Linked DNA regions of Homo sapiens: all the other regions are linked to region 1. Evidence: chromatin loops called from intact Hi-C (ENCODE). Cell type or tissue: IMR-90. All regions are shown on one strand. Each heading gives the region's core, and the rest is flanking DNA. Links, peaks and the distances in the headings are about the cores only. Region 1 overlaps SALL1 (spalt like transcription factor 1). Region 2 has its middle 57 kb from the start of LINC01571. Region 3 has its middle 120 kb from the start of LINC01571.

Region 1 (7,988 bases), core at 3,444-5,943:
GCTGAGGTACCTGTGGAGGAGCTGCCGCCGCCGCCGCTGCTGCTGCTGCTGCTGCTGCTGCTGCTTGGGGCGGTACTGCTGTGGCTGCCGCTGGAAGTGCCGCTGCCGCTTTTGTTAGCAACCGGGGCCTCCACCTCCATGGACTCTTCCCTGTCAAGTCCGTTGTGTTCTGAAAGGTCGCTGCAGTCCACTTGATCTGTTTTGTTAACTGTGTCATTCATTTGTTCATCAGGATTATCAGGAGGGGGGCTGGGGGAGAAGGTTTCGGGTGGGGAGGCTGGATTTTCATTTACGATTAAAACTAATTGATTTTTAGTACAGTTCTTCTTGTGGAGCAGAAGATCTGATAATTCAAAGAACTCGGCACAGCACCGGCCACAGACGTGGGCATCCTTGCTCTTAGTAGGGCGACTCGGTTGACCCTTTTCTGTGTCTCCTACAAATGTCAAAAAGGTGCAGGATTAGAAAAGGGGCCAGGACACACAGTCACCTATGACTTAAAAAAAAAAAGGCTAATCAATGGTTTTCCACCTGCAAAACTCAAAACTGTAGCCCTTGAAAACCAATCAATATTACCTAAGAACATCCATAATTAATTTGTAAGGGTATGGAGGAATTCCTATCCATCCGGTATTTCAGAGAGTCATGGCCTTCATATAATTCATCAAAATATAAAATACTACAAATGGGAGACATTGGTGCATGATGAAATTCCATAGCAAAATATTGATTTCCAATCTTTTATACACCTTATTGTCTACTTGTCCGGAGAGGGTCCACAAACCATTCTGAGGACTTATTAGGCTCTTGAGTTTCTGTCAACCTTATTCATTTTCAACCGACTCAAAGATATCTGTGACAGTTTGTTCTGTCACTAAACTAATTTGTAGTCATTCAGGTTCCAATCAGTTGTTGACAAGGGGGAAAAAAATGCATATCACCAAGCTGTAGACTGACAACTTGAAAATCACCTCAAGCCCCTACCTCGAACCTGCGCTAAGTCTGATCCCTGACAAACGCACTTTAGTCACATCAGTAACAAATCCTCCAGACCGTTCCTCAAAACTCACTTGAACACAAAGGGATGGCAACACACACAATGAAGAGAAACACAATGATCCTAATCCATTACAAGGCTTGCCTGGCACCTATATATCACCCCATGGCATGTTTATTTTTAAAATTAAAGATGTAACTCCGGCTACCATTCCACTAATCAAAGAATATATGCCACCATGCTCCGAATGGCAACATTATGCCTCTAAATATTTCATCAAAAGTGCTCTCTATGTCTATAAAAACTGGCACAAGATTTACATTTCTGATTAAACATCAACTTCAAGAAGGATGTGCAGTTGAGAAGTGCTCCCATCTCCTAAGAAATAATTCTTGGTTTAGAGTTTGAAAATGCTTTGCAGCTCTCCTTGTCTGAATGCCTTTAAAAACAGTTTGCTCTTAACTGTTATCAATCGTTTAACAGATTGTCCTGAACATTTTATTATAAAAATCCCTTTATTTCATGTTTGTTTCCATTGGTTGCTCAGATGTCTTCTCACTAAGATCCATTTGTAAATTAAACAGAAAAATCTCTAACTCCAAGCTAACATCCTATTCAAAGACAGGATGGCTTCCCATTGTTTGCCCAGCATGGGGAACACCAACTTCTGTTGTACAAATGGTGTGTGGTCATCTACGAAGGCTGTGAAGAAAAAAAAAAAACTGTTTAATTCAAGGATTACCTCCCTGCATGCTTTTCTGCAGAACTGAATCAGATAATAGGTAGTTTCCATGACTTCCAAATTGAATCTCCCAGAAAACTTGCAGAAAACAAAGTAATTGCAGATATGAATAAATGTAAAATCAAAATGCTGCTTTTTTCAGTAAACTTAAAAGTCCGTTGGAAAGGGTCAGCTGTTTGCTTTTTTGTAGTAAACATTTTTAAAAACTTGACTAGTTTTGCATTCCAGAAAATAAAATTAATACCTAAATACTAACTTCTGGAAATTCCTTAACTCTATTTGCCTTGAGTGATGCCGAAGTTGATTAGAATCCCTGGTGAAGTATGCCAAACGTACGCACACTTTATTCACTGGGAGTGTTATTTGAGTAGCTAAGTTATACTTAACAAGCTAGCTTTCCTAATACCCATCTTTTAATCTCCACAAGGGCATAGTGCAAGATGCATTAACACCACCAAACAAATCTTAGTTGCAGCAGAAAATACCAATAATGATTTGGTTTTAATTTAATGTTTAAGCATTCTAATTGGCACTGGATTCCTATGCACATGGAAGGTGCTGTTTTAAGCCCTTTCTGCTTCTCCCCTGCCTTAAAATCATATAAACAAAATATTAGATGAAATTTGCTGAAGTTATATTGCTTAACTTGGGACAAAAATAATGTGACAAAAATTCTCTTTAAAGCTTCTTATTTTGACAATCAATTTTAAATGATGCATCCATTTCAGATGCTTATTTTAAACTAGGAAATGCAATTCCTAATATATTCAACAGAAATGTTATTTCTTTCTCTTTGCACATTTCCATATGTAATGGTTATGTTTCCATCTACTTTTACAGCCAATTATGAAGGAACAAAAGCTATTCTGTTTGTTCACACATTTTCAACAAAATGCATTAAAACTATTATGTCAGCATGTTCTATTAAGCTCTGCATTCAGTGGAAAATACTTTTCAACCAGCTCACATTTATCAAAACATAAAGCCACTTTAAAACACAGTTTTGCTTGGTCAGCTGGGCTTAGACAAATAATGACAGATTCAGAACTAAATAACTAGCAAGGGAAATCAGAAAACTGACTTCATCAATTGTACACATTACAATGTAGTTGCTTCAAATATTTAGCACATCTGTGCTCACGATTAAAAGAGATTTTAATTCTTTATAACTTGCAAACATCTGATATTCTCATAATATACAGAGAAAATAAAAGGAAGGTTACTTTACAGGATTTAGCTGATTATTACTTTCCTGCACTCAAATTCTGCATTTGTGCTGCCTCGAGACTCACTTGAGAATTTTCAAGTTTTTCAATCTAAACATTTTTATATTTAGGATTGTGCTAACTGGATGGAAAATATAGATGTTTAAAAATAAATGCAAATGCCTGCTTGCTTTTAAGAGACTGTGTTAAAAAGTTGTCCATATTTTAGCTTAGGTTTTCACAACATTTTTAATAAGCTGACATTTGATCTCACTGTAGAGTGAACTAATTTAATTTCCTGATGTTTATGAACACCCCCACATCCCCAAAATACTGGTATCTATTTTGATTTATTTCAAAAGCAGGTGTCGCTACACTGCAATAATTCTTAACTTGAAATCTATCTGCATTCGGAACAAAATTCCAAGGAAACAGTCTTTTACTTAAAAAAAAAAAAAGACAAAACATGAGGACTAGTTGGACTCTTTACCAAAGGGAATATTTTAATTTGTAGTAAGATACACACACACACATACACACACATTCTCTCTCTCACACACACATACACACACACACACACACACACACACGTACACACGAACATGTTATAATTAATTTTTCTGATTGTCTGCTATCTTGTATCTCTCTCAGTAATCTGTTACACAAGATTGCAACTGGTGACCCCATTATAGTAAATACAGTTGCCTTGTTCCTTGTACTATGGTGAAAATAACATTCCTGTTCCTTTTCTATGGATTTTGCATACAGATTATTTTGTAAGCAACCCTAGTCAGATAGCAAAATTTAAGAAGCAGTGGTTTTCTAAGTATGTGCACACAAACAGATATTTGGAATTTTCTGGGCCTTTTGTTGGGGGGGCGGGAAGAGTGATCTTATACCTCCACCAAATTTATACTAAAATCCCAGATGCTTTAGTTCCTGTTGTACTATTTAGGTACCTGATGCCTAATTCAAATTTGTCAGTTTTTCATCATCTGAACCAAACTGCAGAGTCGGAAGCAGAAAATTGAAGTGTTCTACCATATCTGTCTACTGAGAAAATAAAAATAAAACTATGTCCCACACAGAAAGGTTTAGCCAGCCAGGAAGGGAAAAAACAAAACAAAAAACAAATGCAACCACCTTACTCTACTAGGTTTAGTTTTCTTTTTTGGAGCTCTTCAGAAAGACACTTCACTGTACTTCCCATTATCTTAAGATTGCATTTACACTCCCTAATAGAATTTCTCATGATAGTGGTTTAGGAGTCCTTAATTTTAACAGCCTGTTCCTTTTTTTATCACAAACATATTTGATTGATTGGTCTTTTTTTTTTTTTTCTTTTTCTTTTTTTTTTTTTCTGCATCGACCTGGGAAAAGTCTGAATCCAAATGGAAAAGTCTGAATCCAACTTAGGATTCCAAAGAAATTTTAAACACTACGACATATGCTGTGCATATTTTCTGTGATGTCTAAAGTTTCCTCTATGTGATATGCCACCAAATGACAAATTTCCTGGTACCCTTCAAGTTCACTCACTGTTCTGACGGGGATTAGAGTATTCTCTTGTGGAAGAATACAAGTGAAATCTCTGAAAAAATAACAACATGGACGAGGCGTTGCTTTTAAAATAGTGATCCAAGCCCACCTAATGTACACAATAAATGAAAGGGGAAAATGTCTTTCCCATGGATGAATCAAACTGAACACTAGATGGGGTTCCAGTTGCAAGGGTTTGTTCAAAAACTTCTTTGTGGCTTTCCTATTGCAGTGACGCGTAAAAAAGAGACTCCTTAAGGCGAGATCTAAACTTTGACTACATAAACATTGGCAAAGGCACAAGAAACTAAATCCCTGTTGTTTGAGGGTAAAACTGAGCTATGGGAACTACCTGTCAATCTTCCCCTTTGGGGGTCTGGCATCTGAGGGTGACAGGGGAATAAGGTTAGGAAAAGACGCCAAGCTGATAAGGTGAAACTAAAATAAACTACTAACTTCCTGCTAAGTGACTAGCAGGATTCAATTTGGGGGTCACTGGGAAGATACTGAAGGACATATTATGATCTGGACCTTGTCACCTTTGCATGGGAGGAGGCTAGCAAAGGTTAAAACAGCTTGACACATCTAGGTTTTCTAAAGCCTGGCACATAAACTTTTTTCTTTTTTGGGGGGAGGGGTGTTAGTTCTTTGGTTAACTTTCCACCTCTTTTGCCAAACTACTTCAGTTTTAATAATCTAAGAATATTTTTGGAATATTCTGGTGCTATCTGCACCAAGAAGTGTCTCAGAAAAACCTAGTTGAGGTTGTAGAAGGAGTTTATTCTAGTTCCTACACAGAGCTTGGCTTTTGACAATTTCAAAAACTTAACCAGTCTGCCTATTTCTGCCCCAGTAAGATCTCCACCATAAAAATGTGGAGTTCTACCTTCTAAAAGGTTCTGTTGGTAAAGACAACTTGCTACCTCCAAAAGTATAAAGAAAACAAATAGAGCCCCCAAAGAAGAACCTATACGTTGGCACTTGTGCCAATGAACTCTAGGGGAAATGTGATGTAAAATAAACCACAAAACATTCAGTATCACATATTCACTTTCACACATACTACCCTCATGCCTAACTAGACTTTGCTCATTTATGTGTTTGTTTTTTAATATTTTACAAAGTATGTGTGGCCTGAAGCAAATCACAAAAAAAACAGTTTGCATTTTCTCATTCAGAATCTTCCATTATGACAAACTTAAAACAGCTCTGATTAAACATGAATTCTTTCCAACTGCCTTATCTTGCAGGTGTTGGTTTTTTTTAAAAAAAGCAATTAATTACAGTTCTCGCTAACCTTTTGGGCCCAGAGATCAATGTGTTGCTATGAAGCTGCTCAAAATGAGCAAATTACTTCGGTTAAATAATAGAATTTCATTATTAATATAAATAAGAGGAATTTTTATGATACTTCATATGATTGTTAGTGTTTTATCTGCAATTCATGGTGTTTCATTCTTCCAATATTATCTTTTCCTTGAAAAAACTGAGCACCAAAATACTTTTTAAATAAATGAATGGAGTCTAAATGGGCCATCCATGTAGAAGTTACAGGAATCTTAAAAACGCCACCAAAGGAAGAACTCCAACACACACACACACACACACACACACACATGCACACATGCACTTACGCACACAAAACACATAACTGAAATCCCAATTTGTAGTAAAGAGCCCACATATAAAATCATTAGATTGTAATATTCCCTTTCCTCAGAATTATTTAACTTGATAAACAGTCTTTCCAGTAGCAGTCATCTTTCTGCAAGTAATTCAAGACTTGTTGAATATCATTTAGGAGACAAGTCATATTTGCCATAATCTTGGTTTCATAAGAAGCAGAAAAATTACCAAGTTTAGAGTGTTTCTGGCATAGCAGCTGTACACTAAAGTAAAATAAAATACCAGCATCCTGAAATCGACCAAATACTCATTTTTGTTTTTGTTTTTGTATTTTGTTTGCATTTGCTTCAGATGAAGCTGTCTGTGTGGCTCCTTAGCATGGTCTGGATTTTCTTTGTAAGCACACACACACTCAAACACACACAGGCAGGACACACAACACCAAGCAGCCCTAGCTGCTTTCAGCTTTGGGAGCTGCTTCTTTAGGGCTCCTGTAACTTAGGTCTACAAACTTTTCTAGGTCTCACTCTGGGTAGAAGTCATACAATCTGAGGTGCTGATAAATGAGAAGTGCATGAACTAGATTTAATTTGGTATGTTTCATATTTCATTTGTCATATTTCAAAGACCATCTCAAGACATAAGAAAAAGTAATCAGAATGTTTGAAAAGGGGCTTGCCTTCTAAAAATATAACAATGTTTCTTTACGTAAAAAACAAAACAAAACAGAAAATCCAGCTACTCCTAGAAGTATGGGTTATATGTGGGGAGAAGAATGAGATTGCTGAACTCACTGCAGAAAAGGTGACTTTTAAAAGGTAACCTTGAGTTATGTCATGAACTTTCAATGCCATTTATTTCAGAACTACTCCCAAATAAAAGAACTGGAGTATGTTAGGCCCTCCTGTATGTCCAGCGTTGGGGGAGGATTACTTGTGTACTAATATTATTACAACACACTAAATCCTGAAACCCTATTACAAAATCTACCCTCTAGGCAACTTCTCCCAAACTTATTGTTCAACCATGTAAAAACAGTCATAACCTAAAACCATTACTACTGAAGAAAAAGAGGAGGGGGTGGGGAGAGGTGAGGAAAGAAGGCTGGGAGGGGGTGTTTCCTAGGGAGCCCCTAACAGTTTACTGCTTCTTTAGGACAATGTACCAGCTTTTGCGAAGAAAAAAGAAAGGAAGGAAGAGAAAGAAATCAAAAGAAGGAGAGAAAAGAGAAAGAAAGGAAACTTGATTGAGTTACTTAACTTACCTCAAAGCTCAAATAAACTAAATTGAAAAAAATAGTACTAATAAAGAATAATGGTAAGAGGTAGTGAACTCCTTTTATATTATTGCTTTATGAGAAGACTTAACTATTAAAAATTCCTGATACTGAAGGCAAAAGGCAAAGATCTTCCACGCATCATTTCTCCTCGAAGGCCGAGACTTTTTTTTTTTAAATGTAGAAAACCAGTACAAATTTACAAAACACACTATATAATGCTCTCTTATCTCTAGTTTGCTTTTTTGTGTACAAACTGTTAACCTGAACAGTTTTCCGGTGCAAAAGGTCTCACCAGAAACTTTAGGAAAGATGAGTGTGACTGCGGGAAGCAGAAGAAACTAAGCTGAGAAAACCCGGAAAAATACTCGGCGCAGCTGCTGCGGCCTTGGGTCATCTCACCTCCATCTACCCCGCGTGCTCGCTTTCGCTTGGGGTGGAAAGCGGGGTTCAGGGGCTCTTTTCAGCGGACTGAGAAATCGCAGAGGCCGTGGGTAAGGATTCAAGCTTGAGGAAACACTGGGGGCCGGGAGGAGGGCTATTGTAAAGCATTTCTTAATTAATTTCAAGTCCTCCATTTTTTTACAGGGACCCCAAGTCAGG
Region 2 (10,744 bases), core at 3,257-5,756, 670 kb after region 1:
TTTCATCTCCACAGATATTGAACAAAATCTTTTTCAAATCTGGTTTTAAAATAGAGTCAGTAGATTTAACATCTCAGTTACTTTTAGCTGAATTTGAATGAAGAGTAGATTCCTATTTGCTTAAGCTGTGATCAAATAAGTCAGCTACCCACAGGCTTCACAAGCAACATGTAGGTAATTAATTTTCCAAAAGTTGAGACCAGTGGCGTGACTTGGCTGACAGGGTGAATGAAGGACTCTCTGTGCCAAGTTTAGTACCTAATCAAACTTATGGGCTTTGAGTGGTGAACAGAACTTCAACCCATCAGCGTTCAAGTCTATTTACCTTTGATAAAACACCATTTCCTCTTTCTAATGAAGAAAAAACAAATGATGTTTCAAGATATTTTTGAAGAAAAAGAAAGAAATGAAATGGGCTTTAGATGTTAAATGCTTCTTCCTGAACAACTTAACACATAGATGCGTCAAACAAGTGAATAAGAGTTTTGGAAGAAATGGGGAGCAGCCATTGTGAGGGTTGAGACCTAAACAGTTTAGGAAATTGTCTTGGAGAATTCAGACTTTACAGCACAGAGGGGAAAAAAATAGTAATGCTGAGTTTGACTTTCACTGGATTGAGTTGGAGGCAGCTTAGAGAGTGCCAAAGGAATTTCCACTCACCTTATCTCAGAATCCAGACGTTTTGAATTGGCTGGGAGAAAGCAAACTTCTCCAGTCCACAGAAGATGCGATTCACCTCATCTCAAGCTCACAATCAATTGTTTGAGATCTGTCCACACAGGGATGAAATGGGCACTTGAAGCAGCTTCATGTTTTTTTTTGGGGGGGGGCAGGGTTTCACTCTGTCACCCAGGCTGGAGTGCAGTGGTGCGATATCGGCTCATTGCAACTTCTGCCTCCCGGGTTGAGGCGGTTCTCCTGTCTCAGTCTCCCAGGTAGCTGGGATTACAGGCATGTGCCACTACACCCTGCAAATTTTTGTATTTTATTAGAGATGGGATTTCACCATGTTGGCTAGGCTGGTCTTGAACTCCTGGCCTTAAGTGATCCACCTGCCTCGGCCTCCCAAAGTGCTGGGACTACAGGTGTGAGCCACTGCACCTGGCCCATGCTTTTAAATTCTGTATTCACTTCTTTCTCCGAACTGCTTAGGCTGGGAGGAAGTTTTGAAGGATCCTCAAAATCCTCCCCTTTCCCTTTCTCTAGTGTGGTTCTGTGAGAACCATGAATGATTTCAGATTCAATTTAAATCTTGTTCACCCTAATCACAGATCTGAACTGAGATTTACTGGCAGGAGCAAATCTTAAGACTATAAGGGCTTTTCTAATTTACACATAGTACCCCTCTGATCCCAAGGGGCTCAAAAATAGAGTCATTACCCAGAAATGCTATGCTTGGAGTGTTTTACTGCAGTTACAAAATGAAATATATACATAAAAATTAGAATTGTTAGATGCAATATATTAACTAGGCATTACGGCATCCTGGCCGTGGCCATGATATCACCCAAAGCTAAACAGAGGTCTCGCAGTTGCCTGCTTCTAACCTCAATTCATAACCAGGTCATATTTCAGAGGCTTTTACAGAAAGTGCTCATAAACCAAGATAAAGACCTATGATGTCCATGAAGCTTATCTGATCTGACTGTTTATATTTCATCTTACTCTATAGGGCTTATCTTTCTTCTCAAAACATAAAATTCTTTTTGAAAAAGAAGAGAAGATATTACTCAAAATAGAAAATCTTTTAAAATTGTATCCTGGGATAATACTAAAATCTGAGAGTTTGAGGAGCTGAAGAGAGAGATATCACTTCTCAGAGAAAATTAACATTACTGAAGAATAATATGCAATATAATGATAATATGTGGTATGATATTATTATGTGCATTATGAAAATTGCTGGCTATTCATATGTCTCTGCAAAATAAAATAACATAAATATCTGAATTATTTGTTTTTGACCACAAAATAAATTAACACATGTGATATTCATAAAGTTAACATTATGCTTTATATATATAATATATATTATATGGTATGTGTTAAATATGTGATAACATATTCTTTATCTAGTCTATCATTGGCGGGCGTTTAGGTTGGTTCCATGTCTTTGCTATTGTTAATAGTGCTGCAATAAACAAACGCATGCATGTGTCTTTATGATAGAAGGTTTTATATTCCTTTGGGTATATACCCAGTAATGGGATTGCTAGGTCAAATGGTAGTTCTATTTTTAGGTTTTTGAGGAATCACAACACTGTTTTCCACAATGGTTGAACTAATTTACACTCCAATCAATACTGTATAAGCATTCCTTTTTCTCAGCATCCTCACCAGCACCTGTTATTTTTTGACATTTTTAATAATAGGCATTCTGACTGGTGTGAGCTGGTGTCTTATTGTGGTTTTGGTTTGCATTTCTCTAATGCAAACTTGATTTTAAATGATGCTTAGGGTAAGGTGCCTATATTCTTTATCCTTTAGAAGCTTTTGCAGGGTATTTCCAGGAAGATGTCATAATCTCTGAGATAGATAAGAATTAAATCGTTACTTTGAGATCACATACTGCCTGTCATTTAAGAGGCACTTTCCACACATTATCCCATTCAGTCCTCCTGAGATAGGTATTATTGCATCTATTTTACAGAAGAGGAAACTAAAAGTATTAGAAGGGAAAGAATAACTTTTCAAACACACAATACATATGTAGCCTGACCTGGTTCAATCTCAGATCTGTGTGTGAACTTAATTTCTACACTATGCAGACCCTCATCCTAAGGCTCATTTTAAAAAGAGATAAGATCCCATTGAGCTCTGAAATCTTGCTGAGGACAATCAGCAGGAAAAGATGGTCCTTGAGGACTTTTTGTGTGGTGTGTAGGACATTGTTTATAACAACAGTGAAGATTAGTCATGTAGGGACAGAGGCCTTGGCTGGCCCTGGAAGCTGACAGACTTAGGGCAGAGTGAATCAGTAAGGAGGAGCATGGTAGCTACAAGAGTACTTATCACAGCCTCTTCTCTCCTTGGAAGAGAATTAGGAAACATCTTGCTCAACATTCAAGCAGACTGCCTTTTAAAAAACTTTTATTTTAGGTTCAGGGCCACAAATGGACAGATTATTTCACTACCCAGGTAATAAGCATAGTACCTAATGGGTGGTTTTTTGATCCTTGCCATCCTCCTTCCCTCCATCCTCAAGTAGTCCCCAGCGTCTGTTGTTCCCTTCTTTGTGTCCATATGGACTCACTGTTTTGCTTCCAATTATAAATGAGAACATACAGTACTTGGTTTTCTTTTCCTGTGTTTGTTCACTTAGGAGAATGACCTCCAGCTCCATCCATGTTCCTGCAAAGGACATGATCTCATTCTTTTTTAATGGCTGCATAGTATTCCATGGTGTATATGTACCACATTTTCTTTATCCAGCCTACCATTGATGGGTATTTAGGTGGATTCCATGTCTTTGTTATTGTGAAAAGTGCGGCAATGAACATACACATATATGTATCTTTATGGTAGCATGATTTATATTTTATTGTGTATATACCCAGTAGTGGGACTGCTGGGCTGAATGGTAATTCTGTTTTGAGTTCTTTCGTTTCTTCAATGTCTTTTATTAACTTTGTCTAATGAGATTACGCCAATATAGATAAAGACAGATGTGTTATTATCTTGCCCTATACAATAGGAAATAATAAGTCTGCTTTTTAACTCTATATAATACTTGATTTTTTCAATAGGAAAACAGCAAATGATTAGCGCCATGTTTGGAAGTCAGTGCACATAAATGCTGTTTCTCGTAAGTGAGGTTGAAGGATGCGCAGTAACATGAGAGACTCTGTCAGGAAGAATATTTTGGGGAAAATAAAATATTTCTTATTATCCATCTGTACCAAACCCAGCTATTAGGATTGTATTAGTTTGTATCATGCTCTGCCTTCATGAATTCTTGGCTGAACCAGATCCCTCTAGCTTGTGATTTTTCCTTTTTCTGCCAGCATCCTATGGTCTTTGAAAATACCCAAGAAGCGGGAGAAGGGAAAGCCCTAATTCCCAGTGCCTAGCATGGTGTTGATGGGGAGTAGGCACCTGCTGATTGATTGACCAATAAATTATAAAAGGAGAAAGATGGAGTGTTTAAGCACACATTAGACCCAGTTAGGCTGGGTCTGTCTCCTGACTCCAGGTGCATGTAAGATGTATGGCCTTGTTTAGGTCACTGCACCTGAATGAACCTCATCTGTAAAATGAAGATGATACCAATCTTTCCCCGAAGACTTGATGAGAGGATTCAGTGATGCATGTAATGTACCGGTAAACAGAAGCTCCTGCTTCCGTAGACTTTTCACTGGTTGTTGCTCCATGGCAACCTACCAGAAGGGGGCACTGTGGAACCAGACAGTCTCTCTAGGAAACATTGAACTCTGGTTATTGCAAATACTTGACCTACTACTGCATTTTCTCCTTTCTCTTCTCCTCCTTCTTCTATAAGACACGATAAAGAAAACTTTCAAAGCATTTGGGGATGAAAAATTCAAAACAACCCTACCCTTGTCAGTACTGGTCAGTTGGTTAGTGTCCTGGCAGACCAGTGCAGTGGCTGGAAGCCATCAGCCAGGCCAGGGATATTTAAAGCTTTGCCTTCCATTCAACTGTGCCCTGATTTCTCCTTTTATAGGTCTGTCTTTCTCTGGCTCTGGGAGCAAGGACTGACTAATCCATATGTGTATCTCTAACATCTAGCTGGATCCTTAGGACCTAGTGGTTGCTCAATAAATATTTGTTGAATAAATGAATGAGAGAAATGAGTTAAGCTAACCACCAATTTGTCCATTAATTCACTTTACTCCTTTCAATTCTGCTGTTTCCCATAATCAGCAGAAACTTCTTAAGGAAATAGGGATGTTCTCACTAAAAACAAAAAACAAATACAACCTGTTTCCCTCTGAGGTAGGCACAAAAAGGTTCCAGCTCCTAGGTTAGATTATTATGAAACCTAGCCTGGTGCGGTGGCTCATGCCTGTAATCTCAGCAATTTGGGATGCTGAGGCAGGAGGATCACTTGAGGTCAGGAGTTCGAGACCAGCCTGGCCAATATGGTGAAACCCTGCCTCTACTAAAAATACAAAAAACAAACAAACAAACAAACAGCGATTGTGGCATTGTGCGCCTATAATCCTAGCTACTATGGAGGCTGAGGTAGAATTGCTTAAACCTGGGAGGCAGAGGTTGCAGTGAGCCGAGATCGTGCCATTGCACTCCAGCCTGGGTGACAGAGCAAGACTCTGTCTCAAAAAAAAAAAAAAAAAAATATATATATATATATATATATATATATATACATATATATATATATATATATATATATACATATATATATATATATAAAATGATGAAACTTTCCTTGGGAAATGGAGAAAGAAAATTAAAGTGGCAAGTAAGAAGAAAGGAATATGCCTGGCCTGCTGGGCAAGGTTAAGAAATTGGGCAGAGCTGACTAAGAAGCCTCACTTGGACAAAGAAAAGGCCTCCTAGCTTGTAAGGGTGATGCTGTCACAGCTTGGAACTCCTGATCTTGTGCATCCTGATGCAGCAGAAATTTCAGCTAATTTGTCCTATTCAAATGCCTAAATCTCCATCATCCTAAAATTCCGCTATGCATCACTATGGTTTCAGGGGTGATGTTCTGCATGGCTTGGTCCTTAAGGGCAGGGTGGAGAAAAATGCAACTGTAACTCTCCAGTTTTCCTGAAATTGCACTGTGATCTTCTTCAGTCTACTTTGCTTGGTGCATAATAAAAGACAATGCCCTTTGGAAGTGGATTTAAAGAAGAAGGCCAGGGCTTCTTGAGGCCATGGGTCTCTAACTCCTCTCTAACTTCCGAATGGTCTTTACTTCTGTGTGTCCTTCCAGCCTGGACCACCATGGCATGGGTTTCCATTAATATGTTATTTCCCTTTCCTGTTATCACAATATAAAAGACCTTTGTATTGACCTTTCTATCAAAACATCCTTTGTTTAGAATGAAAAGCTATTCACTGTTAAAGCCTTATCTATAGGGTTTAACCAGAGGATCAAATCCAAAGAGCAGAATTCGTTTACTTTGTATTAAATGAGCTCAGTTAAGAAGTCTCAATTTTGGCAGAAAGGTGCATTAATCACAAGGAAAAGAACAGATCTCGCTTTTCACAGCTTCTGGTTTACTTTCAATACAGTTACACAGTGAGGCTTTTGTTCGTGAAAAGTAGCACTGTATTTAAATACAGTAAATATAACAAAATTGCCTTCTTAAAATTACACAAGAGTTCCTCCAGCTCAGGATGCCCATAATGACCTCAGTGTTGCAGGACTAACTTTACGGCTTCAAAAAGGCTCTAAATTAGTTTGGACAGATGGGTTTTATCCTGAGGAAATCAATGAGTTTTTGTGAGTCTGACTTAATTTTTATGCAGCTAGCACTTTGAGATGAAATTAAAATATGTATGAAAAACATATTAAAGTTTCCCTTGGGTCCATCGTTGTTTGTACATTTACAAGGTGTTAAAGAGATGATTTAAAAACTAACTCTATAAGGGATCAATGCAAGCAGACCATGATTTATGGTCTTTCATGACATTTTTGACACTTTGAGCCTAATGTCTTGTGTGTGTTGAACCACTAATTATCTTTTAATTCATAAGGGCTTCATGGTATTTTATAAGTGTAATATAATATATAGGGTTGGATCACATAGAAGAGCTCAGAGAACAACATGCTTTACACGTTTGGTTGAGTGGGTAACATGTGTAAGCAAATTTGGGTCGAACCTGGCTGAAAAGGCTTCTTCAAGATGCTGTAAAACTGAACCATTGCTTTTACCTGCCCAATTCTAGAAAAGTCAAACATTTTACTTTTCTAAGGCATATGCAGGGTTAAGACCTTAGTAGATTAGAAATTATATTTCTAATACAAACCAAGAAGTTAAACAGTGCCTGGATTATAGTAGATACCCAGTAAATATTGATTGACTGAATCAGTAATTGAATGCAAACTGAACCAGAAATGAATTCAATTCCAGTTTTCCTCTGTCCTTTCAAATCAGATTTTTCAACAGATTGTTCATTTAGTGATACAATGAATATTTACCAAGCATCCCCTCTGCGCCAGGCAGTGTTCTTGGCTCTAGAGGGAACACAATACATGGTCCAGATGCCATCAGGGAGCTCACAGCCTATCCATTCCTCAATAACACTGCCCTGTAAAGGGCAGTCAACGAAGGTGAAGTCAAGTTTTAGCTGAAACTTGAAGCCAGAGAGACAGCTTGGGGAGTACTGTCTTTATTCCCATTTTACTGAGGCACAATGACGTAAGATTGCTTATTTAAATTAGGCAACTAGATGGTAAAAATACAGTGTTAGCTCTGAACTTTAGAGAGCTGGGTAGTGAATTAAAAATTTTGGGGAAAAAAAATCCTAACTGGGAAGACCATGAGCACCAAATGCTTAGGGATTAACCTGCCTTGTGTACAAAGATGAGTCTCTAAAATTATCACCCGGCCATTGGTCCATACCTCTGAAATGATTAGGAAATTCATGTGTACTTTGGAAATGTAAAACAGTAGTCTGCCAAGGAATTTTTGAATTAGGTTTCCCAGCTGAGGCAGAAGCCATTTAAGGCATAGACACCATGAAGAGGAGAGAAGCCCCTCCTAGATGCATTTTATGGTCATCATCCACCCTTCCCACCTTATTGGCCTTGTTGCATGTCAGGGGAAAAGATTAAGAGGCATCTGAACTACTTTTACTGAAACTTTTCTGAATGTGGACTGTGCAGATGTGAGTGGATTGGAGAAGGGGAAGGAGGGGAGGCGATCATTTGGTTATTATCACCATCAACAGTTACTGAGCAGTTACTATGAGATTGATATGTTTCACGGATTATCCTAATTAACAGCAAAACAATCCTCAGAGGTAAGGACTAATATCATATCCATGTATCAGATGATGAAACTTAGTCCCTGAGTTATGTGGCTGCTGTGGGTTACAAAGCTGGCAAGAGGTTGGGGCAGGCAGGCATACACCCAAATACTTTCCACCACACTGGGCAGCTTTTGAGACCCTTTTGGAGCTCAGCCTGTGGAGGCTGGGTTGGGCATTGGGCACATGTCTCAGAGACCCAGGGTCTCATTGGGAAAGTAAATACAGCATGTGCCTAAGTAGGCACATCATAGGATGGATTGTGCCAGGTAACATGAAGCAGGGCAGGTAAGGTGCTACTCAAGTCACAAAGAGCAGTGTGTCCAAACTGGGGGAAGTGAAAGATTCTTAGAGCAGATGGATAGATAGTGCCTTGTAGCTGGGGAAACCACCACAGCTCAGCAGCACCAGCAGCAACCCAGGCTTCTTTGACCTCCCTCATCCACTTTCCTTGACATGTAGCTCTTATGCTCATGGTGGTGGAATGGCTGTGGCACCTCTGGGCATCAGTTACATTTCAGACACAACAAAGGATGAAGCAAGAACTGAGAAGAGGCAGCAGCTGTCTCAGGAAAGCCAGATCTCCACTGATGCATATCTCACTGGCCAAAAGTGTGTCAAATGGCCATGCTCAAAAGCACAGAGGGAAGAAATTCCCAAACTGAAAGTCGGTGGATTAATTTAAATACCCACCAGCTATGTAGGAGCGTTTTAGTTGCTTCACATTTTTAGCTGGATATACTGAACACAACTGAAGTTCTGTTGATAAGAAAGAAGAGAGAAAGGATATTGGATAGGCAGTGAGCAATCTGCCACAGGCCACAAAGGTGAAAGAGAATTAGGACAAGCAGACAGAGAAGGAAGTGTATTTTAGGCAGAAAGAGCTACACATGGAAGAAAAGCAGATGTGTGTGGACAAGATCTAGAAATCTAGAGTGTCTGGAACAACTGGGTGGCAATTAAGACTGGGAAGGCCTACTGGAGTAAAATTACAGACAGCCTGGCCTAAATACCTTCTTGAAAGTTTGATTTTAATTCTGTAGGCAGTGAGAGAACATTGACAATGGTTTGTTTTTGTTTTTGTTTTTACAACTTTATGGAGTTAAAGTTGATATACAACACACTCTATAAGATGTACAACTTTCTGAGTGTTGACATATGTATACCTTCAAGAAACGATTGCCATAATCAGGATAGTAAGCATTTCTATTACCCCTCAACTTTCTAATCTATCCCTCCCTCCACTCCTGCTTCCAGGCAATCACTGATCTTCTTTCTGCTACAACAGATTAGTTTGCATTTTCTAGAATTTCTGAGATTTATACATAGTATTTCATTAATCAATAGTTTGGTTATTTTAATTGTTGAACGGTATTGTTTGCCTATTCACCTGTTCATAGGTTGATTTCAGTTTCTATTACTAATAAATTGCTGTGAACATTCATGTGTTCTAAGATTTCTTCCTAGAAACTTGAGGTTTTACATGTATGGTACACTTTGAATTAGTTTTTATGTGTGGTGTGAAGTAAGGTTTGAGGTTTTTTACTTTTTTTCCCCAATAGGTATCTAACTGATCCAACATAACTTGTTGAAAAGACTTTCATTTGAAACCTTTGATGAAAATCAATTGTTCATTTATGTGTGTGTCTCCTTCTGAAATCTTTATTCTGTTCCATTGATTTCTATATCTATATATTTGGTAATATAAAACGATCTTGATTATGATAGTTTTATAGTAAGTCTTTAAATCAGATGGTATAAGTTTTGGGTTGAACATCTGCTTTAATTTCTCCTGGATAAATATGTAGAATTAGAATGGCTAGATTATGTAATGTTTATGTTTAAGTTTTTAAGAAATTGCCAAATGTTTTAAAAGTCGCTGTTGTGCCATTTTCCATTCCCATCAGCGTGAGGAGTGTTTCAGTTGCTCAAATCCTCTCCAACACCTTAAATGTTCAGTCTTTTAAATTGTAACCACTGTAAAAGATGTGTAGTGGTTTCTCATTGTAGTTTTAATTTGACATTCTCTGAAAATTCATGATGACAAGCATATTTTCATATGCTTGATCACTTTTATCTCTTCTTTTACTAAGCATCTGAACTTTTTGCCTATATATTAAAAATTGAGTTGTGTTCTTATCATTGAATTGGATGAATTGTTTATATATTCTAGATCAAGTCCTTTATCTAAAATATGTGCTGCAAATATTTCTCCCAGTCAATGGCTTGTCTTTTTATTTACTTAATATCTTTTGAAGATAAAAGTGTTTTGTTATTAAATCTAGTTTATCAACTTTTTCTTTCATGGCTTCTGCTTCTTGTGTTCTAAGAAACTTTTGTCTACCCCAAGGCTTCAAAGATTTTCTCCTAGAAACTTGACAGTTTTAGGTTTTACGTTTATGATACACTTTGAGTTAGTTTTTATGTATGGTGTAAAGTAAGGGTTGATGTTCTTTACACCATACATATCTAATTGATCCAGCAGTACTTGTTAAAAAGACTTTCATTTTTTCATCAAATTGCCTTGAAACCTTGAAAATCAATTGGTCATATATGTGTGTATTTATTTCTGAAATGTTTATTCTGTTCCATTGATTTCTATGTCTATATATTTGGTAATATAAAACTATCTTGATTATGATAGTTTTATAGTAAGTCTTTAAATCAAAAGGTATAGGCCATCCAAATTGTCTTTAGTTGTTCTTTATTTAGGTTCTTGCATTTTCGTATCAATTTTAGAATTGGCTTACCAATTTATATCTTTAAGAAGTCTACTGGAATG
Region 3 (10,744 bases), core at 3,209-5,708, 730 kb after region 1:
AGACCCCCAGCTTCCCTCCCTAGAGGGCAAAGGCCAGGCTGAACAAAATGCCAAACCAGCTTTTTACAAATAAACCTGTGACCAAACTGCAGCCATAAAACTTTGAAAACCACTCTGATTGAGACATTTGGACTAATTACCAGGGAGCAGCAGCTACGGGCCCTCTCCTAATGCTGTTTATTACATTCTCTCATTACAGAGACTCCCTGGGGTTGGTTTCTGAAATAAAGATTTAATTTGAGGGTAAATCAGAACAACAAAAAATGTAGCTCATTGTAAACAATAGTATCCCCAGCCCAGCTGACTCCATCAATATAAAAACAGAAGTCCTCCTCATCCTCTCCGTACTGTAAACATGTTAAATGCTATTTATTGTGACTACATGTGTGTGGCCCGGCATAAGTGACATGGGGAGCATTTTCGTGACTGAGAGACATAAACATCAAATACTGCCTCCATCATTCTTCCAGTTTTAAAGTTATAAAATCTAAATATTAATTTTAATAGAAAGGTTAGGAAATTGGAAACTGCAGTACCCACCGAAGTCATCAGAACACAATGCAGCTTGCAGAGGAAGCAGCAGCATTCCAGGGAGATTAAGGAGGCAGGTGGGGTCCAGACGTGGTCCATGAAATATGACATGTGTCATAAACAGAGGCTTAGGTCCCATGGCTCCCTACCAACCCCAAGCCTTGCCCAGCCAATGTTTTGTAACTCAAGTCATGATATACGTGGATATAGAGAGAAAGGGAGAGAAGAAACAGTCAAACTGCCACCCCTAAGAGAGTCCATTTGACCATCTGTTATCTGGAGTCTGGAAAAGGTGCAGTTTGTTTGTCATTAACCACTATCTCCAAATGCCATGGCTAACCAGGGTAGGACTGTTGGAGGAATATTCATGTTTGGGCTGCTCATGCGCAGAGAGTTCTAGTTCTAGATGAAACCAGAAAGCGGACAACACAGCCCTCCAAGGTCTGATTCCTATGGGCCTCTTCATTTGGGAATTAGGATGCCTTTCCTCACTGTGCTCTCACATCGAGCTGCAAAGGGCTGCGAATCTGGCAGAAGCCACTCATGTGAAAGTCATTGTCACTATGGAACAAATAGCCTGGCATAAGGTTGGAGGCAGATAACTCCTGTTCTAGCCCCCACCATATAGCTAACTCTAGACTTGACCTTCAGCAAGCTGCTCACACTTTGCTCAACTTCCTTATCTACCTTCCTGATGCACGGGTCCAAGAATGAATGACCACTCAGTACGCTCAGTGCACATTAGGGCAGTGGTTCTCAATTGGGAGTAATATTTCCCACTCCAGAATATTTGGCAATGTCTGGAGACACTTTGGATTGTCACATCTTTGGGCAGTCTGCTGGCATCTAGAGGGTAGACGTCAGGGATGTTGCTAAACATCCTACAATGCACAGAACAGCCTCCCACAACGAAGTTATTAGTCATTAAGTTATTCAACAATTAACGACCTGCCATATGCAAGCAACTGCCTTTGATATTTTTATTCTAAATAAGCACTTATTTCAGTTATTATGGTGTTCCCTAAACACAGACATAAGTTCTGAAGTTCAAGAACTTGCTCCCCTATGTGAAATACAAGAGAGAAGATTCAGTGTTGCACCATCTTCTACTCTTGAGCTAAAGTTACCTAATTTAAACCTGGTTGAGATAGTTTAGATAATTTAGAACAGTATAAACCTTTTAAGACTTAATAATGTTTGTATTCAAGGAAAACATAAAGTAAACTGGTTTGAACAGTAGCCCACAAAAACAGAAGCAGGAATCTGTTTCTAGATTTTTCAGATCTTTAAAAGTCTCCTAAGAAATGGCCTGGACCCAGAGCCTGCCCAGAGTGGGGACATTCCTCCTGTTTGTTGAGTTGAGTTGGACACCATCATGCTACTCTGGCAAGACCATGCACCTTGCCTGCTATGACATGGTTGTTCATTTTCTGTATAGAACAAAACCAATGTGAGATAAATGCAGGAGCATGGGACCCAGCATCGGGTTGGTACTTGATAAATATTTCTGAGTAAATAAGTGGATGGGAAACTGGATGAAGTACAAATGAATCAAGACAGTTGTTTTCTCTCTGGGCCTCATTTTCTTCACTTATAAAGTAGAAAGATGCTAACACCTGTTCTGTAGATCCTAATGATGCTTGTGAGGAATAAATTATGTAATTCTTGGAATGTCATGTTGAAGAATGGGAATAAAATAGTCCTCGTAATAAAATAGACTCCATTTTCACTACACCCCATTGCTGGTCATCCCCTAACCAAACCTTCCTTCAGGAAGGCAGAAAGCAACAGCTCTGTCTATCTAAGGAGGATTCCAATTCCCAGTCACCACAAGGGCTTCCTACAACTGAGGAAAGAGAAAAGGAGAACAGAGTTACTGAGCTCCAAATAGATAGAAGTTCAACTCTCACCAAGTGCCTAATCTACAGAATGAAAGAAAGGCTGAGCTATCCCATGCTGCTTGTAGCCAAATGATTATCTTCCCAGTAAATGTCAAAAAGAAAAGGCAGTTTACTGGCCCTGTACTCAATTCCTCACCAATGTAGAATGACTTCATGCAAATTTCACATGGGCTCAGATGACCGGGACCTCACTAGCTCTCACCCTATCCCCCAACACCATAATTGCCACCCCCAGAATGTCCATAAAGATTTCCACAATAAATAGCTGTGTAGAATAACTTTTCTTCTGTGTTCATATAAAAATAAAAAATGCTAGATTAAACAAAGTTAGACAGATTTTTTTTAACTTACAGGACTTTTCAGAGCCTTTAATGCCCTTTGGACATATCCATTGGCTATAGTGTGTAGATTTCAAAATTTACTTGAAGACAGAATCTTATGTTCTCAGTTTACCTAGAGAAAATTATGTTTCAAAGAGCATAGCTTTGGAAACTCTGGGCAAAACTGTTTCTATTCTGACAAAGGGCCCTCCTACGTTTCTTCTAAAAGAACCAAACTGCACACTCCAAGTGAGGTCTCTTGTACATGTTCTTCTTTTAATCCTAGACTCAGTTTCTTAGGCCAGATGCCTCAGTTTGTGGATGTCCACTTTGAAAAATCAACTCCTCCTGACAATCAGTTGGCTACAAGCAGCATGGGATGGCTCAGCCTTCCTTTCATGTGTAGATGAGGTGCTTGGTAAGACATGAACTTGTGTTTATTTGAAGCTCAGTAATTCTGTCCACCCCCTTTCTTTGCTCCACATTGTCAGAAGCCCCTGCAGTGACCGGGGATAGGGATCCTCCTTAGGTAAGCAGAGTTGTTGCTCCTGACTTATTGAAGGGTGCAGGTTGGTTTGATTTGGAATTGACGAGCAACTGGGTGGTAGTAATCAACTGCTCTTATAAGTCAAGCTAGGTGGACACCATTTATGGGCTGCACATTGTATACCTCTACCAATCCTTCCTGAGGGAACTACAGTTTATATATATGACAAACTGGCAGTTGACCCCACAAGACAGCATCTGTGAGAGCACTCAACTTAGTATCACCACCTGGGAATGACAGAGCATCTCTGAACAGAGAAGAGAATTGAAACTATCAGGGAAGACTTCTGGAAGGTTAGTGGAAATGAACCCAGACCTTTACTACCTTGGGGAAGCAGAAAGTGTCTGGACTCAAAGTTTCAAGCAGATAAAGAAAAAAACCTATTTAGCAGTGCCTCAGATCAGGTTCCCTAAAAAGAAAGCATAAACTACAGATTCGAATGCATTAATTGCAATGTAGAATATCCTCCTTTTAAAGCAAGGGGTCTTTTGAACTCTCCGTGAGTCAATCAGTGGTCATGGGCCCTCCCTTCAAGTGAAGGGGTAACCTATGGGCAAGAAGTTCAGCAGCTAAGGCCAGATGCACTGGCCAGGTAAAGGGAATTTAGGTGGGAACCCACCAGCATATGAAAAGCAAAAATGAAAATGTATAAATGAGCATAAGATTTTCATGGAATGATAAGAAAGCAGTCCGAATATACGACAATATGTGAATTGCAGTGTCGAATCAGGCCCAAACAGGGTGAAGGGAAGGATGCATGGACACATTTCAGAAGCCTTTTGAGAAAGGCAACACATGCCTGAAGGTAGAGCCCCCCCATCCTGATATAATATATCTAGAATGTGAACTACTCAGTGATTTGATTGTTTTTTTTTTCCTATATCCGATGTTATTGCTGCCATCCATCTACATTTTACAGAGAACACGAGCTGAACCCTTCTCGTGTGTGGAGGCTTCAGATAAAAAGATACATGTGCAATTCGCTTTTCCATTTCTTGCATTTTATGTTGGCCTTTGGTATGATTTTCCTCTAAAACTCTTCTTTTGGATAAACTAAATGATGGTTCTCAGGGTTATAGGGAATAAGACAGATATGGGATATGTTCATGTCTAATATTTGCAGGCTGCAAGAGGAAATGAGTCATTTGAATAACATAAGCAACGATAACTCAGCTGAATATGACTAAGATGTTAAAAATAAGGTGTGTTTACAAGGGAATAAACTTCCTGATTGCACTGCTGCTCTCCAGAGAGATGGGAACGGAGCAGGCAAAGGTCCTGGGCATACCATAAATTGCACTCTATTTTTCACTGGTCAAGTGTGGTCATAGTGAATTGCTCCTGATGGCCTCTCGTGTCTCTCCCAGGTCTACCGGTAAAAATTTGAAGAACACATCACTTCGGGGAATGCTTTTGAGACTTTACATGATAGCCCCATCACTGGGGCTCTTTGCCTTTGTTTTTCTACGGATTCCTAAAGTAATCTTTAGGAGCTATCCTTTCTTGAGGAAAAGATCTCATTTATATTCATTATCATTTAATTCTCCTTTCTCTGCCCTTCCCCAGTTTCTTTATTGAATCTCAGGACCCTATAATTCTGTACTCATCAGATCTTGAAAATTGATTAATGCAAATCTGTAAAAGTATTTTGAGCTCAAGTGTTAATGTCTTAAAATGGCTAAACATTTCTGCTATTCAGAAGATAATGATAACTAATCGAGTGCCTTTTTCTTTTGAACTTCATGACTATTATACATTATATGGGCCAAGACATTGGAAGAAATATTTTTGGTTAATAAAAAAAAAGCCTGTCCATCTAGAACTTAACTTCTTTCATATGGTCTATTGTTTCTTGCCATGCATTCTCATGCCCTGCTACATACACCCTTATAACACAGAGGTTGGTAAGATAAAAACAACTTTTCTGAGACCAACTTGCGACCATAGCCCTCAATGTGACTTGTGCTCTGTAAATTAGATTTGGGAGATTTGGAAGGTAGAAAGTAGGCAGAATTTTTTTTTTTTTTTTTTTTTTTTCCAGCAAGACTGGCTGACAAACAACCTACAATGGCTATGTGTGTCTGTAGTTGCCTGATTGCAGATTCCAGTGTCTGGGGACCACATTTGTGGGTATGAGACAGCTGCAGGAACTGGCGGTAGACGCAGTCTCCTATCGGGTGATGTTGAAGCCAAAATATTAATGGCATTTGCTGTATGCACATTATAGTTCAACAAAAGTTTAAACTAGAAAAAAAAAACATATCAATCCCTCAACTTCTGAACCATCCATTTTTTTCAATAATTTTGAAAGTATTTAATTCCTTTTGTTAAAGGCCTTTTTGATTATAATTCCTAGAGTATTTTCTGTTTCCTATGCAGATTCCTGACTGTATAATAATTTTCTCCTTTACCTCTAAGGTCATACATAAAAGACACATTTTAATTTGGTTCAGCAAGTTTTCTGACAATGAAATGGACTATAATGATGGCTAGTGAGATTGGTATCAAGAAGATAGTGCAGAAGAAATTGCACAAATTGTATGAAGGGGATGTTATTAAAATAATTTGAACACCAGGCATTAGCTTAGGTTCGGTAATTCTTAAAGTTCTGTTCAACTGGAAATTTTCTGATTTTACTAATTCCCCTTGAAAGTACCCTCTGTGAGATGTTGCAAAAGTCAGACAATCTGCCCCTGGAAAGAACTCCCAGTCCTCACCAGACATCAGAAAACAAAAAGCACATGCATTCACTTTCCACCATTTTTCTGCTGGTCCTGAATTTGAGAAAAACACCAAAAACATAAGAGTATTGTAAATAAGGAAGAGGTGTTCTACCTTCAAACAGCAGAGGCACAGAAGGCAAGAATTTCCCCCACCACCAAGAAGTAGGTCCGCCAAGAATTAGGCAGAATCTAGAAGCACCTCCCAGAGCATAAAGGCATGTAACAGGATTAAAGGACCAAGGATAGGAAGATTTCTCATCCCATTTTTGCTCTCTTTCATTGGTTCAGAATTCCAAGGACTGCACCAATCAGAAAACTGTTCTCTTTACTTACATTAGTATTTCTAGTTGCAACAGCTGGAGTTGTGGAACTCCTTCATCAGCTCTTATGAATGACTCTCCTTTGATCTCTATTCATAGGTTACAACTTCTGGAGAATACCTGGATATAAAAGGAGATGGAAGACTGGAATTAATATATTGAACCCAGGCAGTAGCCACAATGAAGAGAAGATAGGACAATCTGTGATAGTAACAGTTCACAAATCCCATATACTCAAAACATCACAGTGCTTTGAGTAGCATCATAGTGCATCATAGGTAGTGAAGGCAGAAAAAAGTCCCAGGTAGACAAAGCCATGACATAGCACCAGCTTTAAACCCAGAAGAGAATTCAACAAACACCCATATGGAAAGAAACCTAGAGAAAATTCAGACACTTTGCTCTCATACTCTGGATTCAGATAGATTTCTTCTGAGTTAAAAACAGCTGTATCTTTTTTTTTCTTTTTTCTTTTTTCTTTTTTTTTTTTTTTTTTTGCATTCACTATATGTCAGGCACAGAGGTAAGAGCTTTCTATGTATCATCTCATTTAATACTAAAAGCATTCCCATTATATGTATAAATATTCCTGTTTTACAATGATAAAACTTAAACTAGAAGGGTATAGTTAGCTAGCTCAAAGACACATAAAAAATAATTGGGAGAGCTAGGATTTAAACACAGACTGCCAAATATTAGAGACTTGACTTTGAATAACTCTGCTCTGTTGTGATTGAACCCATGGGAAAATTAAAAGTCTGTGAAATAGGCCGGGTGCAGTGGCTCATGCCTGTAATCCTGGTTGGGAGGCCAAGGCGGGCAGATTGCCTGAGCTCAGGAGTTTGAGACCAGCCTGGGCAACATGGTGAAACCCCGTCTCTACTAAAATACAAAAAATTTAGCCGGGCATGGTGATGGGCACCTGTAGTCCCAGCTACTCGGGAGGCTGAGGCAGGAGAACTGCTTGAACATGGGAGACAGATGTTACAGTGAGCCGAGATCGCTCCACTGCACTCCAGCCTGGATGACAGAGCAAGACTCCATCTCAAGAAAAAAAAAAAAAAAAAAAAAAAAGAGAGAGAGAGAGAGAAAATAAAGCCTTGCTATTCTGAGACCTGAAAAGGAAAACAGAATTGTAAAGATTATCCATATTGCAGAGTGTATCCGCATTTCATTCTTTTTTGTGGCTGAATTATACGACAAGATTACATTTTGTTTAACCATTCATCATTTGGTGGCCATTTGGGTTCTTTCCATCTAAAATGAAAGTAATTCTTGAGAAAGCGTTACCACTTATCACTGAAACAACTCTACTTTAATTCAACAATTTCCTTTGGTAGACACTCTCTCTAAGACAAGGTTAACCATGTATGTAAATAAAGTATCTTAAAAGTATTCAAAAATAAGTGTGATTGTTTTAGAATGATAGGTGACATAACTTTTCTATTTTGATGTATTTTCAAAGTTTAGAAAAGAAGATGCTCTACATTAAAGTTTATGTTGAAAGTAAAAGACATATTTTCATATATACTGTCAGTTGTGCTATAATACTTGTTTTGAGAACACAAATTTTTTTTCTAGTGTGATTTATCTAATAGGTAATAATTTGAACATAATGCAGATTTTGTGTTTGTTAATGCATAATGCCTTCTGCAAGAAACACTAGTTGAACACAGAAAACTGTACCCAACTTATCTGAGCCACAGACAAATACCCAAAACACACACACACACATACCTCAAACATCTACCAGCTCCCTCAGCTCAGCTGTGTTATGAGCTACACCTATCACATCTGGTGTTTGAAGTTTCCATCAGGTAGCCCTCCTTCTATTACTTCCTAGAAACTTGCAAGCTACAATTCTTCCATATCCATTTCTATAAGTAAAATATAGTTCTTTTTCAAGGTAAAATGTCATGCTCATTGTAGTATGTATGTATTTCTTAACCCCTTAACACATGTAAAACTGTTCTGCTGTTTTTACTAGACTCCTATGGTGTTTATTATTTTTCAAATATGCCGCTGATATTTTAGAGTGTTGTAACTGTGCCCCTCTTTTCCCCATCAGACCTGCTGTTTTTGCTGTGTGATTTTGTAGAGTGCAGTGATCTTTAGGGGTTATCTGTTGAATCATAGCAGGCCTGACTGTACATAAATAATGCAATAGAGGACATAGGAAACCAGTATCCTGGGGAGGCAATTAGAGCTTAGCAATATGAGAGAAATGAGGTTTTCACTGTATTTTCTTTTGTAACGTGTTTTTTAAAAAAATGGATTTCAGAAAAAAAAAAAAAAAAAACACTAACCAAGCACTGTGACAAAAGAACCCAGATTTAACACTTTCTTTTTTATGGAAACCTAACTCTGATGAACACCTGAAATACAACAAGGTAGGGAATCGGAAGAGGTAGACCAGTTTAAATTGAAATGATCATTCATCCGGTTCTCAGTTAAGGGTCTGTCTTTCCAGTTAGATATGAAATAAAGAACTTAATCGAATTCTCAGCACATACAAAATGCTTAATCAAAGTTGGATGCATGAATGAAAAATGAAATATGTGGACAGATGGGCGGATGGATGATATTTAGGGAAGGAGGGCCTTTATAAAGATTTCTAGTGGTCTGGGTCCAAATCTCACATGAACACCAGCACTTCAGACCCAAACGAGTTAGAGGTATGAGTGAAAACTAGCCAGGAGTCACTGGTAAAACCTCACAGTTTTTCTTTCATTATGTACCGAGGCGTTCTAATTATTGTTGCTATCTCTTGTGCTGTAAAATATTTTATCGGTTGCGCCACTTTGCAGCATTTTGTCTCAAGCTCTTAACTGTCATAAATGCACCCAACTGTCTGCCAATGTGGAATAATAAATAATTATTATGTGAGTGACTGATTTACTTTGAAAAAACATGAAAGGCCTCTAAACCTGGAGTTTCCTGCCCCCCATAATGTGCATGAAAGAAATGAGCATCAGTAATCACTGTCAACAGTCTCTTGTAACTAAGAATTGAACCATTTATCTGTCCAGCATGTGTAAATTATCATCATTGTCTATTCCACAGGAAAGCCTAACGGCAATTTATGTTATAAAATTAATAAGATATGAGGGTTTAATAGAAATCACTTCTTGTTGCTCTTCTTGGGAACACCAGCCTCTGGCGTCAGCAGGAATCATCTGCCCTACAAATTCAGGCATACCATCCAGCTGTTGACTCTCTTATTTATATATTTTCCTCTTACCTCCTCTAAGTGAACTAAGAGCAAAGAGCTTGCTTATTATTTTCATGAGATGACCTTTCCCTACATGTTTCAAGGATACTTTCCATTGTGACCAACACAGATAATGCCAGGGAGCAAATGAGTTCTGAGCACTGAATAATTGTGAATGCTCTGACATCCTCTGAAAATATTATCAGAGCTCCAAGTTGCTACGTATCCATCATGTCTTCTCTGGGAGTTTTTTTTTTTTTTCTCCTTAAACTAAACTGATCTTAACTTTAACTGAAATGCTCAAGAGCCTTTGGAGTCTGCCAATTTTCTCAGTTACCTTGACCTTGAAGATATGTAGTCTCCTTTGGATACCCTCAAAGAAAGGGCTTTGGGAAGGCAATGCATATGTGTTTACAATAGCTGAAGGATGAGATGTGAATTATTCTTTTTGTCCTTTGGGGTGAGCCTTCATGATTTCACATCCTGAGAACACAGTGTCCTTCTATGCAGAAGAGAAAAATGACTATTTATTGCCTAATGGAAAAGACTTTTTACTTTCTGTCTTACTTAGGTTCCTGTAATAAGTTCAGCCATGTCAGCTGGGGTCCATGGGGGTAGATGTGAACTTAAGCTGTAGGATATAATTTAGGGGACTGAGGAAGTTGGCGTGCCTACTGGAAGAATGAAAAGCCACACTCTTGACCTGAGATGTTACGTGTTCAAACCAAAAACATCCTGTAGGTTCAGGAAATTCAAAGATGTCTGAGATACAGTTCTTACCCTTGAGAAACTCAGGCTAATAAATGACATGAATATGTATACAGGTAATTGTTTTTCTGATACAGCACTTCTTTTGAGAGTTTCTTTTTGTCACTATATTTAAAAATGCTCATATATGCAAAGAGTGGTTGCAAAGATAATCTTTGTATCATTGTTTATTGGACATAGAGTAGAAACAACCAATAGTCCCTTATCATGGACTGGCAAATGCGTTAATATTATGGCATATCATGTACTTAGAAGACTATAATTCACTTAAAAAAATGAGGTTACCTGTATATACCAGGTACAGACTTCCATCCCCAGTCAAAGGCTGTCTTCTTAATGAGGCCTTCCCTCACCAGTAGATTTAAAATTGCAACTCCATCTCCCAACATTTTCTATCTTCTGATGCTACATTATTTTCCTGCA

Evidence for each region. A loop is a pair of places that touch in the nucleus more often than their neighbours do. Peaks named below come from ENCODE experiments on the same cell type or tissue, not always from the same donor. Only the 100,000 strongest peaks of a DNase experiment are listed, where the experiment ranks them.
Region 2: it touches region 1 in a loop (7-fold over the local background); 1 of 110 quality-filtered maps calls a loop at or near these places.
Region 3: it touches region 1 in a loop (4-fold over the local background); 1 of 110 quality-filtered maps calls a loop at or near these places.

What each region holds. Positions count from the first base shown.
Region 1 is chr16:51,141,710-51,149,697 of GRCh38, forward strand. SALL1 (spalt like transcription factor 1) reads right to left here. Exons shown (of 3, transcript NM_002968.3): 2 at 1-436. Among named protein-coding and RNA genes, the nearest start is that of SALL1, 5.6 kb to the right of the region's middle. In IMR-90, for the core only: a CTCF peak has its summit at 4,656; a DNase peak (open chromatin) is centred at 4,712; H3K4me3 peaks cover 286 bases.
Region 2 is chr16:51,814,162-51,824,905 of GRCh38, forward strand. No RefSeq gene overlaps it. Among named protein-coding and RNA genes, the nearest start is that of LINC01571, 57 kb to the left of the region's middle. In IMR-90, for the core only: a CTCF peak has its summit at 4,385 (motif pointing right); a DNase peak (open chromatin) is centred at 4,400; H3K27ac peaks cover 249 bases.
Region 3 is chr16:51,876,478-51,887,221 of GRCh38, forward strand. No RefSeq gene overlaps it. Among named protein-coding and RNA genes, the nearest start is that of LINC01571, 120 kb to the left of the region's middle. In IMR-90, for the core only: no CTCF peak of the experiment used is centred there; DNase peaks (open chromatin) are centred at 4,484 and 5,434; H3K27ac peaks cover 2,236 bases.